Regions from separate parts of the Mus musculus genome. Here region 2 is linked to region 1. A link is a contact called in ENCODE Hi-C or POLR2A ChIA-PET data. All regions are on one chromosome and are shown on one strand. The core of a region is the stretch at or near the end of the contact, and the rest is flanking DNA. Distances in the headings are between cores, read along the strand shown. Region 1 holds the start of Ddx54 (DEAD box helicase 54). Region 2 holds the start of Rasal1 (RAS protein activator like 1 (GAP1 like)).

What was found. A loop is a pair of places that touch in the nucleus more often than their neighbours do. ChIA-PET counts read pairs that join two places held with the same protein, here RNA polymerase II (POLR2A).
Region 2: a loop to region 1 is called in a map of mature B cell, with 1.8 times the contacts of the local background. The contact joins the promoter of Rasal1 here to the promoter of Ddx54 in region 1. A Hi-C loop is called at or near these places in 13 of 37 maps with a recorded cell type or tissue (CH12.LX, T-helper 1 cell, T-helper 17 cell and 5 more). POLR2A ChIA-PET finds 5 or more read pairs at or near these places in 3 of 5 experiments (Patski and embryonic stem cell).

What each region holds. Positions count from the first base shown.
Region 1 is chr5:120,610,453-120,617,375 of GRCm38, forward strand. It overlaps Ddx54 (DEAD box helicase 54), which reads left to right and starts at 2,678. Exons shown (of 20, transcript NM_028041.2): 1 at 2,678-2,854; 2 at 6,507-6,636. The coding sequence starts at 2,684. Rita1 (RBPJ interacting and tubulin associated 1) reads right to left here and starts at 2,137. Exons shown (of 3, transcript NM_029096.3): 1 at 1,822-2,137; 2 at 926-1,277. The coding sequence starts at 1,194.
Region 2 is chr5:120,646,073-120,652,995 of GRCm38, forward strand. Rasal1 (RAS protein activator like 1 (GAP1 like)) reads left to right here and starts at 2,740. Exons shown (of 22, transcript NM_001359144.1): 1 at 2,740-2,838; 2 at 3,316-3,462; 3 at 6,742-6,798. The coding sequence starts at 3,398.

The DNA.
Region 1 (6,923 bases), core at 1,428-3,927:
CTATGTGAGCTCAGCAGAAATACATTATTTTTGCTTGAATAGTTCCCCTCCTCCCCAGAATCTCCTTTAATAAATTTTTATGGGGCTGGCGAGATGGCTCAGTGGGTAAGAGCACCAACTGCTCTTCCACAGGTCCTGAGTTCAAATCCCAGCAACCACATGGTGGCTCACAACCACCCGTAATGAGATCTGACACCCTCTTCTGGTGCTGTCTGAAGACAGTTACAGTGTACTTATGTACAATAATAAATAAATCTTTGGGCCGGAGCAACCAGGGCTGAGAGAGTGGGACGGACCAGAGAAAACAGGGTTGGTCCAAGTGAGCGGGGAAGACTGGAGCAAGCAGAGGTCCAGGTCCTAAATTCAATTCCCAACAACCACATGAAGGCTCACAACCATCTGTACAGCTACAGTGTACTCATATACATAAAATAAATCTAAAAAAAAAAAAAAAAAAAAAAAGAACCAAGGCGCTTGGCCATGGCCACACAACAGGTCCCTAACAAGCTGTTCCAGGAGACCTGACGGCTACTCTGGTGGTCAGTTTCAATTGCCAACTTGGCAAGATCTGGGATCATCAGGAAGGAGAGTGGCAGAGAGCAATCAGCTATGTCAGGCTGGCCCGCTGCCATACCTACGATAGACCTTCCCCTTAGTACTAGTGTTTTACCTGCACATGCCTGGGGTGTCAGAAGCGGGGGATGGGGGTCAGATACCCTGGGACTGAATAAAAGCAAGAGAGTGTGCTGAGCATGCAATGTGACCAACCATCTCCACCCCACACTGCTGTGACTTCTTATAACCAAGGAGAGCAACTCAAACCCTTTCTTGCCCAAGTTCCTTCTGCCAAGAGTATTTTATCACGGCAACCAGGAAAGGGACCAAGACAGCCACCCTTAAAACAGGAGTGCACCCCCCACCTTACCTGTATTTGTTTTTCTTCCTTGGTGTGAGGTTTGGGGTGCTGCCCCTGGAAGAGGGGGACTCACAGTCTCTCTTGGCCAGAGAGCCCTTCGGTGGTCCTGGGCCCACTCCTCTGGATCGGTTACAATTCTGCACCCAGGGTGGGTCAAAGTCTGGTTGGGCAGGTCTGGTTCTTGCTGGGCTGCCAAACAGGGTCTCATCCACATAGGATGCCCTGGCCTTGACCCTGTAGCTGGTGGGACTGCGGTGCTGAAGGTGGAGGGCTTTCATTCCGCTGCTGGGCCGGTGCCACCGGGGTCTTCACGTTGCCCAGTGGGTGTGGTGTGCCTGACAGACTCAGCCTCCAGGGCTCCCTGTAATAGGGGTCGGAATGAGCAATCAGCTTTTCCAAGTAAGAGCAGCAGCTTGGAATAACAAGCCCAAGGGCAAAAAGGGCTTTTTCTTGCTGAGGGAAAGCGACTGGTTTTTCTCAAAGGACTACTGTTGTTCAGTGGACACCTTGGAAGTGCTTCACTTTCTTGCCCGTCCCCGACACCCAATTTCAGTAGTCCAAGGTGGCCTGAAACTCACTATATTAAACTTTATTATATAGCCAAGAATGACCTTTAACTCCGGATCCTCCCGCTTCTACTTCCCACGGAGAACTGCACGATCGCCTGGCGTCTGAGGTGCATGGGTCAGGCTAAAGCAGGCACTGTCTTTTTAGTTGTGAAGACGGGAGAAAATGCCGTCAGCAAATATTTAATGAATAAGTAAATACACAATTACACCCTACAGTGTATGCTCAACAAATATAGTACGACTGCGGGCGTGCAGGGGAATGGCACCAACCAGACAAACTAATTAGGGTGGAAGAGGGAAAGGGGCTCCCAAGCTACTGTCGCCCCCCATTCCTACCTTGTGCAAAGCGCTTTGCAAACGTGGTGCGTTCCAGTCCTCGCCAACCAGTCTCATACGAAATGCATTTTCCCCGAGTCCAGCTCAGGCTCCCAACAGCAGAGTAGCAACGCACCGGCCAGCTTACAGAGCTGAAAGCGCAGGCGTCACGGGATCTCCATGCCTGGTGCTTTTTCTCCTGGAGCCTCCGGCCAGAAAGCTCTGTCTCCGCCACATTTAAAGCCTCATAGCACAGAATCAGCAAGGGCGCCACAGCGACACGCGCCCACCCGCATCCCTTGCTGGGCAACCGGTGCGACGCCCCACCCCTGCGCACTGGTACGTCCCTATACCCCGCCCTCGCGCTGATGGTACGTTCCACAGGCCACACCCCCAGCCTCATCTGTACATCCATTAGGCCCCGCCCCTTGGTAGGGTCAACCTTGCGTGGTTGGTACATTCCTCGAGTTTGTCCACACGTTCAGTTGTTATGTCCCTCAGGTCCTGCTCTCTTTACAGTTACCACATCTCTCACAGCTTGGCATTCGCGCAGTTAGTAGGTCCCTTAAGCATCTATCACGGTTCAGTTGACACATTCCGCCCCCACCAGTTGGTATGTCCCTCAGGCCTCGCCTCTGCCCGGCTGGTACACCACTTAGGCCCCGCCCCCGTTCTGTTGGTTCCTCCTTCTGGCTTCGCCCATTGATAAAGCCATGTTGACGCTCCGCCCCTGCGAAGTTGGTTGGTTTCCTCAGGCCCGGCCCCGCCCTACGGGTGAAACCTGGATTCTCGACGCCGCTCTTGCGTCTCACAGGCTCCGCCCCCGCGCAGTCGACGCGTCCCTTAGGCCCCGCCCTCTTCCGGGTCTAAGAGCCCGGCCCGCATGGCTGCTGGCAGACGTGTGGGACCTGGCCCGCCGTCGCGTCCCACCATGGCGCCGTGGAAGAAGAAGAGGCTGCGGAAACGCCGAACTGGGGCTTCCCAAGGCCGCGACAGCGACTCGGATGACGGCGAGTTCGAGATCCAGGCGGAGGATGACGCCCGGGCGAGGAAGGTAAGAGCGCGAGGGGGCTCCCTGTTCGGGCTCTCGGCCTGCGCCCTTCCGCTTGTCCGTCTCACTAATCGCGGTCCCTCATTGGGTCCCTTCGCGTGGGGGACGGGCTCGAGTTTACGCAGCCAATAGAAAGTGCAAGTGCGGAAGGTCCGCCTGAGTTTGGGGCGGTCTTAGATGAGAAAATTAAAGGGAAGGCCGGACCACTCTTCTGAGAAGCCGGTTTTAAACTAAACTAGTATTTACGGACTTATGTCGTGCTCTAGCTATGCCAGGCTCACCAGCAATGTCAGGGAGGACAGCAGGATTGGAACTGGGGATGGTCCGGTTCCAGTTGTATTCATCTTGGGGGATAGGTGTGATCACCAAGTGGGGCACAAAAGCCTATCGTTCATGACGCCCATCGTCTTGTGCATAGCGGGTATATCTGGTTCTCCATTTCTCCTTCCCAGCTCAGTCAATGAGCTGCACTCGTTAAGTGGTCAGTAAATGTGCAGAGACAGCTAGAGGCAATGAGAACGCTGGTGTTCATTGGCAAATACAAGAAGGCTGCTCCCGTGGTTCAGACCAAGGGTTTTGCTGAGGCCCAGTCCGGCACAGGCTGGCTGTAGTAAGACGTAATAAACTTTACAAGTCAAAACCCAGCCTGTGGGCTCTGAATGTAGCTTTGTTGATAGAGCGCTTGCCTGGCGTGTGCAGAGCCCTGGGTTTGAAGGCCATCACCAGGTAAAAGCAGGTATTGTGGCACACACCTGTAATCTTAGCTCCCAGGGTAGGAGTGGTGGCGGCAGGAGGATCAGGAGTCCAAGGCCACCCTGAGCTGGTAAGAGCGCCACCACCAATTCTTAATATTTTGCTGTACAAAAAAACCCAAAGGCTCCTCCAACCCGGGAAACACATGCTTATTAAAGGGCTTGTCGCACACCTGATGTAAATATGAACGGGAGAGCAGCCAAGTTCACACTGTACCATTACCCTCCACCAAAAATAAATAAATAAAGATGAAAAAAAGCAAGCCGGGCAGTGGTGGCACACGCTTTTAATCCCAGCACTCGGGAGGCAGAGGCAGGTGGATTTCTGAGTTCGAGGCCAGCCTGGTCTACAGAGTGAGTTCCAGGATAGCCAGGGCTATACAGAGAAACCCTGTCTCGAAAAACAAACAAACAAATAAACAAACAAAAAACAAAAACTAAAAAAACAAAAAGAAAAAACCCAACATCTTTGTGCGGTGCAATGAAACCAGAATATTACATTGGGTGCAGAGTCTGTTGACTTAGGATCAGTGGGGAAAGCCTTTTTCTTTCTTTTCTTTTCTTTTCTTTCTTTTTTTTTTTTTTTGTTTTTTGTTTTTTGTTTTTTGTTTTTTCGAGACAGAGTTTCTCTGTATAGTTCTAGCTGTCCTGGAACTCACTTTGTAGACCAGGCTGGCTTCGAACTCAGAAATCCGCCTGCCTCTGCCTTCCAAGTGCTGGGATTAAAGGCGTGCACCACCATGCCCAGCTGGGACAGCCTTTTTCATTCCCCACCCCCAACACACACACCTTTAGTTTGGGCAGGGTTAGAGACCAAACCTAGGGCCCTGTCTGTGCTAGGCATGTCTGTGTCTTTCAAGTAATCTTGGCCTAATTTATCTTCAAACAAAAATTCACCTGCCTTTACCTCCCAAGTGCTGGGATTAAAGGCGTGCGCCACCACACTGCCCTGCTTTTTTTGTATATCTTTATTTAGTCATTGTGTTTTGATGTGAGACAGGGTCTTGCTGTGTAGCCCTGGCAGGTCTGGAACTCACAGAGATCCTCCTGCCTTTGCCTCCGGAGTGCTGGTTACTGTCATATTGAGGTGACTGTCATAGCCCATCATGTTAAAGCACCAGGTAGGGTCTTGTGTAGCTCTAAGTAGCCTTGGACTCAGGAGGAGACAGGGATGGGTTTGATCTCTTGATCCTCCTACTTCTCTGGTGCTGGGATGACTGATGCGTGCCACCATGTTCCTTCCTAAGACCCACAAGAAGTTATACAATCACCTCTCTCATTAGAATCTAAAAGGTACCTGATGAGTGTCATCAAAAGGAGTCTAGTGAAGGAACTGGCTCTGGGGCCACCCACCTGCCATTTCAGCTCTCAGAAGGTAGACGCAAGAGGGTTGGGGGTTCAGAGGACCAGCCTGGGCACAGGAAACCCTGTCTGGAAAAGACCAAAAACGAAACAGAAAAGTTATACAAAGACACATAAAACATGTTTTGTTTTGTTTTTAAAGATTTATTTGTTTTATGGATGTGAGGACACTGTAGCTGTATAGATGGTTGTGAGCCACCATGTGGTTGTTGGGAATTGAATTTTAGGACCTCTGCTCACTCCAGTCAACCCTGCTCACTCTGGTTGGCCCCGCTTGCTCCAGTCAACTCCACTGGCTCAGTCCCTGTTCGCTCCGGCCCAAAGATTTATTTATTTATTATATATAAGTACACTGTAGCTGTCTTCAGACAGCGCCAGAAGAGGGCTCCAGATCTCATTACAGGTGGTTGTGAGCCACCAGGTGGTTGCTAGGATTTGAACTTGGGACCTTTGGAAGAGCAGTCAGTGTTACTTGCTGAGCCATCTCGCCTGCCCTGAAACATGTTATTTTTAAGCCAGAAAACAGATTGAGAAGTCAGAGAGTTGGCCCAGGAGGTAGAAACACCTGCCTGTTAAACCCGGTGACCTGATTTGATCCCTAGAACTTGCCTTACAAAGCTGGATATAAAAGCAGATCCGGACTCAGTTCACCCAGTTCCAAGGGATCCACTGCCCTCTTGTGGTCTCCTTGGGTACTACACACACATGCTGCCTATAATATCTGCAGGCAAGACATCTGTACATTTAAAAAGATGGATATCACCGTATCTGCAACCCCAACTTCCCTAGGGTGGAGATGGAAAGTAGAGACAGGAGAATTTCTGAGAAGCTCACAGGCCAACCATCCTGGAGTGCACCAATGGCAGAAATGATGGACCCCACTTAACCAGGGTGGAGAGATAGAGCTGAGTCTTAAAAGTTGGCTATGGCCACAGGACACTCGGGCCTCCACCCACACTGTGGCTTCCACGCACGTGTGCATGCACACTGCAGTAGTGATGCATTTTTAAAGGACAGCATGGAAGCGTGGAAGATAGCAGCACTGTGTTTGGTGAGCACTCTATTGAAGGAAATGGCCTGTGTCTGTGTTGGTCAGCATAGTAGCCACCAAACACGGCATCTTAAATATCTGTGTTCTGTTTACACCACCAGATCCCTGGTATTTAGCTACAGAACCTGGGTTCATCTTATATTTATAGCTACATGGCGGTAGGCTTAGCATCTCTTCTCAGATGGATGAAATAATGAACTAATTTCAAAATGAAAATGAGAAAGGAATAGAAATACGCCAGATACAGGTCTGTGATTCCAGCTGCATAAGAGACTGAGGCGGAGGATTACAGGTTCAGGGCCAACCTGGGCTACGTGTGGACTTCAGGAAGCCCAGCTTCAAGCCCCAGAGCCTCTCTGTAGAACTAACCTGCGCCTCTGCCCCAGCCTGGTCCAAGGGGAGCTCATCAGAGTTGCCGAACTTCCAGGCCTCCCACCCTTGTGGTCCACCAGAGCTGGAGTGAGACCATCTCTCTGTTCCTTCCCGACAGCTGGGCCCTGGCAGAGCCTTGCCCTCATTTCCTACCTCAGAGTGCGTATCAGATGTGGAGCCCGACACTCGGGAGATGGTGCGAGCCCAGAACAAGAAAAAGAAGAAGTCTGGAGGCTTCCAGTCCATGGGTGGGTAAACAGGCTGGGTAGCCAGGGCCACGGGGGTGGAGGGGGTCTCATTGTGCTGTCTCCGCTTAGCCACTGATGTCTACCTTAGGCCTGGCAGTGTGGTAGGTGCCAAGTCGCCTGGGGCAGTACAGACAGTCTTCTAAGGCAGGCCTGGAAAGGGGTCAGCCCTGCAGGCACAGGAGGTGGCAGAGGGCAGCTGTGGATGATGCAGTGGTGTCAGGACGCTTGTGTGGGAAGTGCAGCTCAAGTGTTCTGCTCTTGACTGACCAGTAGCTGCCATGGCAAGA
Region 2 (6,923 bases), core at 1,490-3,989, 36 kb after region 1:
TGGATCTCTCTGCTTGGATTAAAAGAACAAAAAAACAAAATCCAGATTCCCCCAGATCCGCAGTCCAGAACGGGAACTTCCTCTAGCTAGATAGAAGGTGGCACTTCCTCCATCCCTGGAACTGGGGGGAGAGGGGGGGCTGGGGCTGGCACATCCTCAAGGTCCAGCCTTGGTGTTAAGCCAAGGTGGGATTTCCAGGCTCCAGAGTGAGCTGGGATTCTCCGTGATGAGCATGACACTTAGTGGGCACTTGCTGTATACCAGGTGTACTGAAGGCTTGGGGATTCTTCATGATGGCCATGACACTTAGTAGGCACTTGCTGTATACCAGGTGTGCTGAAGCCTCTGGCATTTCCTCCACACCCTCATGCATTCAGTGACATGGGTGTTGGTAGCAGCTTCAACTCACACAGGAAGAAACAGAGGCATCGAGAGGGTAACTCACCTGCCTGAGATCATCCAGTGCCGGGATTCATTAAGAAGACCCCTTCCCTGAAGAAGACCTTCAACTAGAACTTTCTCCACCTAAGGCTTTATTTATTTAGAGGTGTAGCCCAGGCTGGCCTTAAACTTACCAAATAGCCAAAGATGACCTTGAACTTCTAATCCTCCTCCTGCTGTCTTCCAAGTGCTGGTTTTACAGTTGTGTGCCACCCTGGGGCACCATGCTACCAACTGGGCGGCAGCCCCAGACACTAATTTATTTATTTTTTTAGCCTTTGTAGCCCAGGCTAGCCCGTACTTCACGATCTTTCTGGCTCAGCCTCCTGTTCTGCCATTACAGGTGCATACCATCACACCCTGGCTTCACCTAAGTGTCTACATGATGTCTGCAGCCATAGATGCTAGACATGGCAGAGAGCTAGCAAGGACTGTGTTTTTTTTCCCTTAAGAAGATTGGGAGAGGGGTTCATAAGCACCTACTGTATACTTAGAACAGCTGGAACAGCTGGCCTCATACTAGCCATGTGAAGGGGACATGATTGGGTCTTGTGTGAAACTGATGGCTGCCAGGGTCTCTTCTTTCTGTCTTGGCTGCTGGCTCCCAGCAAGTCATACATACCCTCCCTGGCTGTCTTTTCCCTTTTGGGTCCTGGATCGGGGTTGTCTGAGCAGGATTCCATTCCAGCCTCCCGCCTGTTTTAGTTCAAGGTTTCTTAGAACAACAGGAAGTAGTCAGGGAGGGTCATATAGAGAATGTAGAGATTGTGGCCCCTGTGCCAGAGGACCTGGTGTCAAGTAGGAGGGAGGTGACAGAGCTGGTCCTTGGTGGCCTAGCTGGACTGGACAGATCCCACTGCGGGTTTAGAGTTAGGAAAATTAGAAGTAGGGCTTCCTGTTCACTTTGGAATATGGATTAATGATGGCTGTGTTTGGCCAGTACGTCATGGAATCTGGACACTCCATCAGGGTGCCCGGGGACCTGGATGACTTGTCTCTATAACCCTAGGGGCAAAATACCCAGGCAAAGGTGTCTGTCCAGGTGTGTGTGTGTGTGTGTGTGTGTGTGTGTGTGCAGGGAAACCACAGGGCAAATCTTCTTCCTCCCCAGAAAAACGTAGAGTTACTGCTGCAGATGGTGGTAGGCAGGGGGTGGGGGGTGGGGGTGGGGGAGGCAGGGGTGGAGGAGGAGGGGCTGCTGCAGTTTTGGACTCAACCCTGGGTCATCCCTGGGTTGGCCTGCTGTGGTCTTCCCGGAAACCCACCAGGATAGAATTCCAGGGTACCAGCTCACTTCCATCTGGAATGGGTGCTGGCTGGGAAGAGGGGGAGGGAGGGTATTCAGACCACTAGGTGGCTCCAGTTCCAGGGGCTGGGCAGGTGCTCCCAGGGCTAGGCAGGTGCTCCCAGTCCTGCCAGTCAGGGCAGTTGCAGGTGACCTCATTCTGCACTCCCATGGGTGCCCGGCCCTAAGTTGCCCTTGCCAGCCTTTCTGAATACTCCCCAGTTAGTTAAACCACAGACTTCGAGAAGGAAGGTAGCTCTGCCAGCGTCTACCCTGGGACAAGCCTTCTGTTCACATGATCCCATTTAAAACTCGCAAAGGCACAAAGCATCTTGGGAACGGAGGAAAAAGGAAGAAGAGCTTTGCGTGGGGGGTGTGGAAGGGCCTCCTAAAAGCCTTGCCAGGAGACGTGACATTTAAGGCACACCTTGAAGAAGAAGAACAACAAAAAATACCGTATGCTCTGTGCCTGATTAGGTGTGTACCACTCTTCTGAGGCCCGTGTGGGAGTATCTCATTTAATTCTCTCTCAACCCTGTAAATGAGACACGTGTCGTGTCATGCTCCCTGAACAGATGAGAAAACTAAACCGAGGAACAGAGAGGTTAAGTGACTGACTCATCTAAGACCAGGCATTACCACATCTACCAAATGGCAGCAGAGTCAGAACTCAAACCCAGAAAGGAGACTTCTGGCAAGTGTCCCCCACCTCTCAGGACCCCAATTTGTGTGTGTGTGTTTATTTTGGTTTTTTGTTTTGTTTTGTTTTTAAATCCATAGATAGAGGGCTCCCATGACATACAGAGTTGCCGAGGGCTCAAAACTGAGATAATCCCCATGAAAGGCTCAAGCCGTGCCTGGAACTTGGTTAAGTGTTCGAGGATTGCAGATGGCTCTTATCGTGCCGCCCGGGCGGTGTTATCTCCGCGCCTCCCCTCCCCCTGCGGCCGCGGCTTCCTCCCCCGCAGTGGCAGCCGGTGACGTGGGAGCCTCCGCTGGCACACTCCGGGTTTAATTGGAGACGAAGAGAAGATGCAAGGGGATGTTCGAGGTCCCTCCCTCCACTCGCATCAGACCCCCAGGGAGCGTGCGCCGCCTGCCGCCCAGAGAGAGTACTGTTCCGGGACCCCGAGGCTGGTGTTGGGGTGGCAGGTGGAGGAGGTGGGAGAGGTGTGGAGGTGCTGGGTTGAGGGCCGGCAGGAGACACCCGGGTTCTTGGAGGGTTCAAAATAAGCTCAGTAACAGCCTGCAGCCCTGCTTGACTGCTCGCGCCTCCTCCACCCCACCCCTTGACCCATAGCGCCTGGGGGGTCCCCGGCTGAGTGCAGTAGCCTGGGGTGCCAGCAGGGGGCGCTCGCGTAGGGGTTCAGGGCGGGCGGGGCAGCTGCGGGGGGCGGGATCGGGAGGGACCTCCCGGGCGGCAGACGCCTGGCTCAGCCTGCCCAGATCGCAGCGCACAGCTACCTGTAGCTCTGGACGCATGTCCCCTTCCGGGACCCAGCACGCCTCCCTCCTAGCCCTGCATCCAGCCCACTCGCACCCCAGACCCGGACACGTGGGAACCGGCTGACAGCGTGCTTGGCCCGCAGCTGATGACATGTAGGGTCACCTCCTGGTCCAGCCTCAGAACCTCGGCAGACTCCTTGCCTGGAAAGTTTGGGACTGTGCGACATGGCCAAGAGCGGCTCGCTGAGTATCCGCGTGGTGGAGGGACGAGCACTGCCCGCCAAGGACGTGTGAGTCCCCGGGTGCCCACTGGGGTGCGTAGAAGGGTTGTGGGGAGCCCTGTTTAGGACCCGCTGCTGGGGATCCGCCCTCCCTATTCTGTGGGAGGGGGCGCCCAGGCTTAGCAGGTGCGGCACCTTGCTCCCTCCACCTCCACCCCACCCCCGGGAAGGAGGGTGTCTTTGTTCTAGGATGTCCCCAAGTGGGTCTTACAGGACGGGTTAAAGGAGCTCTGGACTGGGTACTCTTAGAGCCTAGGAGGGGGTTGAGCGATCCCTTCCTTAGCTCCAGCAGGTGTTGGAGGTGGGGCTTCTCCGAGCGACAGAAGAGGCTATCCAGAGACCACTAGGGGTAGAGCCCCTGAGGGCTGTGATCCAGACTGACCCCAAGATTTTTCATGCCTTAGGGGTGGTGTTTAGATTTGCAGCGCTTCACCAGGTGGTCCTCTAACCCGGAACCCCGGTTTTGTACCTGCAAACCTAGGGTGGACTATCTCAGATCTCCAAGTGATCTAAGAGACACTCGCAGGTGCACGTGTGATAGGTCTGGGGGCGCTGGGCTCCTCGGCCCCTGTCCTTGGCTCTGGTTCTCCGGGGCGGAGTCAACAAGTGCTGACTCAGCAGAATGGGGCTGGGGGCGGGTGGATGGAGCGGGTTACCCCCTCCTGCTTGGTCCAAAGCCAGAAGGGGCTTTGGAGGTGTCAGCACCTGAGCCAGGTGTCAGGATCCTTGGGCGGAGGTGTGTTAAGTGACCTTGAACCTGCCTCTTGCTGGCCTTTGGTGTCCCATCTGGGTCGTGTAGTGCTGGAAAGAGCTGCTGTTAGATCCTGTGTCCATCTGGGAGAGTGGAAGACACTGACTAGGAGGTCAGCTGTAGAAAGATGAGCAGGCATGGTGGGACCTAGAGACCATTCTTGGGTAAAACTCCCAACTACCCTAGCTGCAGATTCTGCATACGTCTTTGCTTTTGGGGAGCCTCCTTGGCACCCTCCAAACTGTAGCTGTGCCAAGAGGGGAGCTGTTTTGAGTACTTTTAGTACCCCACCTTCCTGGTTAGCTACCACAAATAAATACACACCTGAAGTAAAAGCTTTGAGCCACCCACTTCAAGATGAGCATTGGAGACTACAGAAGTGCAGGGCAGGAGTGGAGATTTGGCAGTTAGTGGCTGATGGAAGGGACCTGCCTAGAAACAGGGCTTTTGCTTCACTGAACTCCACCTGGTAAACCAGTCTTGGGAGAGTATTATGAGCTGGTGACAGATGTAGCCACCGGGCTAGGACACAGGCTCAAGGGCTCCATGATTCTTCGGGAAGGGGCTTTCTTGCATCTTGGCTCACCCCTGTCCCTCCAGTTTTCTGGCCAAGGTAAGCTCTGGGGTTGACTGTGACCCAGAGCAAGGCTGAAGAGGTATCTCTGTGGCCTGCTGAGCACCAAGCCTCAGTTTCTCTCGTGGTCGGCTCCCTTCTTTAAAAGGGATCTTCTCGGAGCAAGCTGGGGGCTCCCTTGTCTGCGAGTGAGTCATTAGTTGTGATGTCTTCTAATCCCCTCTTCTAAGGCAGAGAGCTGAGACTCAGCCTGACCGGCGAGGTTTGAGTGGGTGGCCAACTCTGTCAGTCATTAATAAGGACTTACCCTGGACAGGTATCGTATTTAGCACTTTGTATGGCCAACTGGTTTCTGTTATCCCCGTGAAGATTCTGAGGACCAGAGAGGCAGTCGTGGTCATAAGATCACATAGCTGGGATATAAACACCAATGACTTTAATGTATGAACAGTACCAGGCAGGCAAGTAAAGATTGAGGGTTACATTTCCCATGCTTAACTCAGACAGGGGCCATGGGAGAGGCCAGGGCCTGGGAGAGGCCAGCTCTGCCTGCCACTCTGGCCCCTACCTGATAGGGGCCTGATAAGACCATGTGCGTCACGGCCTGGAGCAGATGTGTTGAACCTTGCTCCCTCGAGGGACCTGGGGTCAGCTAGGTTACCTGGGAGAGACTGTTTCTCCAAGCCTCCGTGACAGCTGAGGCCATGTCTGCTCTGGGGAGGATGAAGGGTGAGGTAGAGAAGCTTTGAAGGGAGACTGAGGGACAGGGAAAGACCCAGCCAGCTAGCTAAGACCCAAGGTGCAGCCAGCGCCCCTGATCCCTGTGGTTGGGTGTATGGGTGGCAGAGAGAACACAGCTAGAGGGGAAGAGGGGAGATGGTTAGAAGATCTTGGCTGAAATCTTGTGGGTACCACATCCATTCACCCTGAACCTTCCCTGAAGGGCCACCCCCAGACCCATGGAGAAGGAGGTGCAGCTAGGACCCCAGGAGGTCACAGTCCAGGGATTGTAGGAAGGTAGAAACCAACAAACCACATAGATAAACTGCATACAAGATGATTTCAGTTCTGGGGGTAGGGTAGGGTGGGGGGTGCAGTATTTATTTTTTGATATGAGACTTGCTCTCAAAATGTTGTCCAAGCTGGTCTTGAACTCCTGGACTCAGGTAAACTTCATGATTCAGCTTCCCAGGAGCTGGGACTGTGGGTGTGGCTTATCTCAAATAGCTTGGAGGTTCATTTTAGACAGTGGTGCTGAGAGCCAGCCTTTGAGAGTGAGGTAATAGAGACCCAAGTAGGCAGTCTGGAGTTTGTTGGTGACTTCTATTATGAAGGGGAGGTAGCCTGGGGTTTGCTGCTGACTATTATTATAAAGGGGAGGTGGGTGGGGCTGGCCTTGCCTAGAAAATAGCACGTGTCTTTTGGAATTTGGTTTGGTTTTGTTTTCTTACCAGAGATGGGACCCGGGGTTTGGACATACGAGGCAAGCACTCTGCCCCTGAGATAGACTCCAGACCTATGGCCATCTCTGTGGGTTTGGTCTTGAGTTCCTGGGCCCTAGTGTGTATCTGCAGGTCCTTCCTGCTGAGGACGGGGGTGAGGAAAAGGTCAGGCTGAGGCACGCAGCCTTTAGCTCAGAAGTTAACATTAGGGTCTTGTCTGTGGCGGGGAGCTCGAGGTAACTTGTGATCTCTCCTCCACACCTCTCCCCTCCAGCCCCCTCTGGGCTGGTTGGAATCCCGTAGTGACAAAGCAGTCCCAGAACCAGAAGGACCAGGCTTATACTGCCTGTGGGTGAGTGGCCTGGACCGTGGTGACGTAACCTGCTGATATTCCCCCAAGGTCTTGACTCTGTAGAACTTGCTGTGTGACCCAGGGTAGGTCCCCATCCCCTCTCTGAGCCTCAGCTTTACCCTGCCTAAGGTAGAGATTGGGGCTTCCAATAGCCTTCTTGATCCCACAGGTCTGGAAGCAGTGACCCCTATTGTCTGGTGAAAGTGGATGACCAAGTGGTGGCCAGGTATGTAGTCAGCAGGGCATGGGTCGGGAGGGGAAGGGACCTAGGAAGGAGGGCCAGTGCTTCCCAGAGAGCAGCGAATCCTGAGGGGTGTGTTCTTCAGGCTTCAAGGGGACTGCTTGTGTCCT